Linked DNA regions of Homo sapiens: region 1 is linked to region 2. Evidence: read pairs that join two places in POLR2A ChIA-PET (ENCODE). Cell type or tissue: PC-9. All regions are shown on one strand. Each heading gives the region's core, and the rest is flanking DNA. Links, peaks and the distances in the headings are about the cores only. Region 1 overlaps SPESP1-NOX5 (SPESP1-NOX5 readthrough). Region 2 has its middle 40 kb from the start of ANP32A.

The links. Peaks named below come from ENCODE experiments on the same cell type or tissue, not always from the same donor. Only the 100,000 strongest peaks of a DNase experiment are listed, where the experiment ranks them.
Region 1: POLR2A ChIA-PET joins it to region 2 with 10 read pairs; 2 of 35 experiments call an interaction of 5 or more read pairs at or near these places.

Annotation. Positions count from the first base shown.
Region 1 is chr15:69,011,555-69,014,461 of GRCh38, reverse strand. The region is part of intron 2 of SPESP1-NOX5 (SPESP1-NOX5 readthrough); the gene reads right to left. Among named protein-coding and RNA genes, the nearest start is that of NOX5, 1.7 kb to the left of the region's middle. In PC-9, for the core only: no CTCF peak of the experiment used is centred there; no DNase peak of the experiment used is centred there.
Region 2 is chr15:68,859,692-68,862,598 of GRCh38, reverse strand. No RefSeq gene overlaps it. Among named protein-coding and RNA genes, the nearest start is that of ANP32A, 40 kb to the right of the region's middle. In PC-9, for the core only: no CTCF peak of the experiment used is centred there; no DNase peak of the experiment used is centred there.

The DNA.
Region 1 (2,907 bases), core at 126-2,625, 150 kb before region 2:
AGCTAGGTTATCTAGGAACATACTGTGAAAAAAATCACCAACAACTCCAGGCAGGCCCTGCTTATAAGTCAAGCAAGACTTCGCCAATAACAATAATATCAATTATCAACAAAAATGTTTAAGCACTTACTCTGAGCCATGCACTGTGCTAAGAACTTTGCACGTATTGCTCAGTTTAATTCGTAACACAGCCCTATCTGGTGGGTGTTGGCATCATTCTATTGATTAGGGAAGTGAAACAGAGAGGTGAAGTAATGTGTCCAGTGGGCTCAGCACAAATTTTACAACTACATTGGGCTGACTGTGGAGATTGTATAGTTAACCACCCATGGAGCTATACTCAGTCTCAACATATTGTGTACAACTATATTGAAACAGTCACCTGCAGAGGTTCCTAGCCCATAGAGCCTAGGGAAAAAAGTGGGACCTGCAAGCTATTTTGTTTTAAACTTAAGGGAAATTGTATAATTACTTAGGTAATACTGCTCTGCGATTAAAATTCAAAGTGTTTATACTTTTTGTTTTGCCTGGAAAGAGATCAGCTTTGGCTGATAACCCTGGCCATCTGGTGCAGATTGGGATGTCCTAGTGGTGATTTTAGATGTCTCTGGTTAATTTCCAAAATCAGGGAAATGATTAGTTATCATTATGGTTTTGTTTTAAAGCAGAGTGCTACAAGAAATTTCTCCCAGTATGTGGCTCATGGTGGGGGTACCCTAAAGGGATCCTTTGGTGCTGGCCATGTCAAGTCTTCTGAACCAGCAGGGGCTCACTGGAAGCCTCTTTGCTGTCACTCACATATTTTTCTACCCACAGATTCAGCCAGTTCTCATTTGTTTGGGGCCAGTCCCAAGACAAGTTCTACAGAATTTCAGTGATCTTTTGGTAATCTCTGGAAATGGGGTGCTCCCATGCCTGGAGAGCAGCAATTTTGGAGGCTACTTTGACTGTTTCAATAGTTTTCCTGGCAAAGTAAAGAGAGAAATACAAACACATTTCATTAAATCAGTTCAGGAATAATATGTAGGAAACAGAAAATTCTTTTGAGGAAATAAGCCAAGCAGTAAATATGAATTATACTTTCAAGTTATGGCCAGTTAAGGGAAAAAAGCAAGAATGAGAAGATGTGAGACAGAGCTGCCGGTACCCACTGTAATTGTAACTATCTGTGTGTGTCTCTTTCTGTCCCTCTGGACTGTGAGCCCCTAAAGGCAAGATCTGTGCCTCATTAGTTTTGAATCCCAGGAAACTAGCACAGTGCTCACTATATCATGGGCATTCCATGTATGTTTGTGGAATGAATAAACCTGCCTCAATTCAACAAATACTTAGGAAACACTATATCCAGGCCCTGATTGTATACACAGAGACAAGTAAGATAATCCAGCATGGTAAATGAAGATACAGAAGTGTGTTGTGAGACAGCATTGGGAAGGGAGAACCGAGGAGACTTCCCAGTGAAAGTGACTGATCTGTAGTGGGTTTTAGAACATGAGTAGGAGTTTGCCAGGTGGAAACGGAAAAGGACATTCTGGGCAGCTAGAAGATCGTGTAGAAAGGCATGAAATGAGAATGCATTCTGTGTCCTGGGAACTATAAGCAGTTCAGGTAATGACCTGGAGACGCACACATTTGAAAGCAGAACTGGAGCAGGGAGCAGGAGTCAGGTCATGACAAATTTGGCAGGAAGAGAGCTAAAGGCCTAGGATTACCTAGGAGCTAGGAAGCCAGTAAGCAATGCTAAGCAATGGAGCAACACATCAATACTTGCCAAAGTTCTGACAACAATCTAGTTCATATCCTAGTATCTGGACAAAATGCAAGTTTTTAAAGGGAAGTAATAAACATGAAAAAAAATTTTTTTTTTTTTTGAGACGAAGTCTCACTCTGTTGCCCAGGCTGGAGTGCAGTGGCATGATCTTGGCTTACTGCAACCTCCGTGTCCTGGACTCAAGTGATTTTCCTGCCTCAGCCTCCCTAGTAGCTGGGATTACAGGCATGCACCACCAGGCCCAGCCAATTTTTGTATTTTTAGTACAGGTGGGGTTTCACCATGTTGGGCAGACTGGTCTCGAACTCCTGACCTCAAGTGATACACCTGCTTCAGCCTCCCAAAGTGCTGGGACTACAGGTGTAAGCCACCGCACCTCGCCAGAAAATGTATTTTTAAAAGCGTCTTTTTTCTAACAAAACTTTTGGAAGGAGAGATTTTTTTCTCTCAATGACACTTTTTTATAATTACACAAATTATAAACATTAATTATTAGGCCAAGGTTTGTGGATCACTTGAGCTCAGGAATTCGAGACCAGCCTGGGCAACATGGCGAAAACCCATCTCCACCAAAAATACAAAAACATTAGCTGGGTGTGGTGGTGTGCACCTATAGTCCCAGCTACTCAGGAGGCTGAGATGGGAGGATCGCTTGAGCCCAGGAGGCAGAGGCTGCAGTGAGCCAAGATCACACCACTGCACTCCAGCCTGGGTGACAGAGTGAGACCCCATCTTGATTTTAAAAAATAATAATTATTATTATTTAAAAATTAGAAAAAAAGCCTAAAAGCACAAAAAAAGAGTAAAAATCGGTGTAATCCACTTGCCCAGATTAAAATCACTGCTAAAATGGAATGTTTGTTTATTTCCAGTTGCATGCAGAAGGTAGCCCAGCGTGGGATTCAGAGTGGGGTTGTGTCTGACAAGCTCACTTGCCTGAGCTAGTTTGCCTTGTTGAGGCCGATTTGCCACTAAGGAGGAAGTTGGATTGGGGGGCTTCAGATAGTTCCTGGGGAACAAGGGAGAGTGTGAGTCTCTTCTCCAGCTTTGCCCTGGAACTCTGATCTGAGACCCTGAAGAAAGAAGGTGGGGGGCTCTCCCTAATTTTGCAGGGAATTTGGTGTGGTTCTGGTATT
Region 2 (2,907 bases), core at 317-2,816:
TCAAGAAAACATGAGAAACTATTTTGTAATGCTCAGCATATAAATTCCATACATTTTTGTTAGATTTATACTCATCATCATCATCACCATAATACATTTTGCATAGCCATCAAAATATTTTCAAAATAAATATATAGAAAAGTACTTATAATATTAATGTTTAAAAAGATTAAAAACTCAATGTATAGAATCCTAAGAGTTTTATTTTTAATATCTTTCTCATAAATGACACTGTATATATTGATGAGGAAAGCCCTTCTTTACACAGAAAGGGCATATTGTTTGACAGCTAACAAATGTAAAAATAATGATAGAAAGTTATAATTTTATTACAACCGAAAAAATGATTAATTCAGATAGGCTTATCTGTGGATGCTAAAGCCTTTGAATGAAAAGTTGGTTAGAAACTGAATATTCACATAGTTCACAAGTCTCACACAACACATCATTTGATTAAAAGAGGAAAAAAAATCACCTTTACATTGGAGGAATAGGTTGTCAAAAACCTTAACTTAATGATCAATCTTGTCATCCTTCTTGCCTCCTAGTATGGTTTAATTTAAACAACCACTCTCGGCCAGCTATGGTGGCTCATGCCTGTAATGCCAGCACTGTGGGAGGCTGAGGCTGGCAGATCACTTGAGGCCAGGAGTTTGAAACCAGCCTGGGCAACATAATGGAACTCCATTCCTACTAAAAATACAAAAAATTAGCCAGGCGTGGTGGCACATGTCTGTAATCCCAGCTACACAGGAGGCTGAGGCAGGAGAATCACTTGAAGAGGTTGCAGTGAGCCGAGATTGTGCCACTGCACTCCCTTTAAAACATGTAACCACATTACATTGGTCCTTGGTTATATCCTGGTTTCAATAAAGTAAATTTTAAGTATATTTTGGAGATAATTGGAAAATTTGGATACAGACTAGGTATTAGATGATACTAAAGAATTGTTATTGGCCTGTTGTGGTGGCTCATGCATGTAATCCCAACACTTTGGGAGCTGAAATGGGAAGACCACTTAAGCCCAAGGGTTTGAGACAAGCCTGGGCAAAATAGTGAGTCCCCATCTCTAGTAAAAATAAAGAAATTAGCCAGGCATGGTGGCATGCACCTGTAGTCCCAGCTACCCAGGAGGCTGAGGTTGGTGGATTGCTTGAGCCCAGCAGTTTGAGGCTGCAGTGAGCTATGATCATGCCACTATACTGCAGCCTGGGTGACAACGCAAGAACTAGTCTCAAAAAAAAAAAAGAAAAAGAAAAACAAAGAAAAGAAAAATAATTATTGTTAATTTTGTTAGAGGTGACAATGTGTTGTGATTACATAGGAAAATGTACTTACTATTTGCAAATGCTGTAGGAATCTATTATTATTCTCAATTATGTAATCCCTCTTCCCTGGGTGAGGATTATATATCCTTCCGTCCCCACTTCTCTTGCCCTGCGATTTGTAGCTTTCTTATAGAAGGAGTCTATTTCTGCTCTCCCTCTCCCTCTCCCTCTCCCTCTCCCCTCTTTCCACGGTCTCCCTCTGATGCCGAGCCGAAGCTGGACTGTACTGCTGCCATCTCGGCTCACTGCAACCTCCCTGCCTGATTCTCCTGCCTCAGCCTGCCGAGTGCCTGCGATTGCAGGCGCGCGCCGCCACGCCTGACTGGTTTTCGTATTCTTTGGGTGGAGACGGGGTTTCGCTGTGTTGGCCGGGCAGGTCTCCAGCTCCTAACCGCGAGTGATCCGCCAGCCTCGGCCTCCCAAGGTGCCGGGATTGCAGACGGAGTCTCCTTCACTCAGTGCTTAATGGTGCCCAGGCTGGAGTGCAGTGGCGTGATCTCGGCTCGCTACAACATCCACCTCCCAGCCGCCTGCCTTGGCCTCCCAAAGTGCCGAGATTGCAGCCTCTGCCCGGCCGCCACCCCGTCTGGGAAGTGAGGAGCGTCTCTGCCTGGCCGCCCATCGTCTGGGATGTGAGGAGCCCCTCTGCCTGGCTGCCCAGTCTGGAAAGTGAGGAGCGTCTCTGCCTGGCCGCCATCCCATCTAGGAAGTGAGGAGCGTCTCTGCCCGGCCGCCCATCGTCTGAGATGTGGGGAGCGCCTCTGCCCTGTCGCCCCGTCCGGGATGTGAGGAGTGTCTCTCCCCGGCCGCCCCGTCTGAGAAGTGAGGAGACCCTCTGACTGGCAACCGCCCTGTCTGAGAAGTGAGGAGCCCCTCCGCCCGGCAGCCACCCTGTCTGGGAAGTGAGGAGCGTCTCCGCCCGGCAGCCGCCCCGTCCGGGAGGGAGATGGGGGGGTCAGCCCCCCGCCCGGCCAGCCGCCCCGTCCGGGAGGTGAGGGGCGCCTCTGCCCAGCCGCCCCTACTGGGAAGTGAGGAGCCCCTCTGCCCGGCCAGCCGCCCCGTCCCGGAGGGAGGTGGGGGGGGTCAGCCCCCCGCCCGGCCAGCCGCCCCGTCCGGGAGGGAGGTGGGGGGGTCAGCCCCCCGCCCGGCCAGCCACCCCGTCCGGGAGGTGAGGGGCGCCTCTGCCCGGCCGCCCCTACTGGGAAGTGAGGAGCCCCTCTGCCCGGCCAGCCGCCCCGTCCGGGAGGGAGTTGGGGGGGTCAGCCCCCCGCCTGGCCAGCCGCCCCATCCGGGAGGGAGGTGGGGGGGTCAGCCCCCCGCCCGGCCAGCCGCCCCATCCGGGAGGTGAGGGGCGCCTCTGCCCGGCCGCCCTTCCTGGGAAGTGAGGAGCCCCTCTGCCCGGCCAGCCGCCCCGTCCCGGAGGGAGGTGGGGGGGGTCAGCCCCCCGCCCGGCCAGCCGCCCCGTCCGGGAGGGAGGTGGGGGGGTCAGCCCCCCGCCCGGCCAGCCACCCCGTCCGGGAGGTGAGGGGCGCCTCTGCCCGGCCGCCCCTACTGGGAAGTGAGGAGCCCCTCTGCCCGG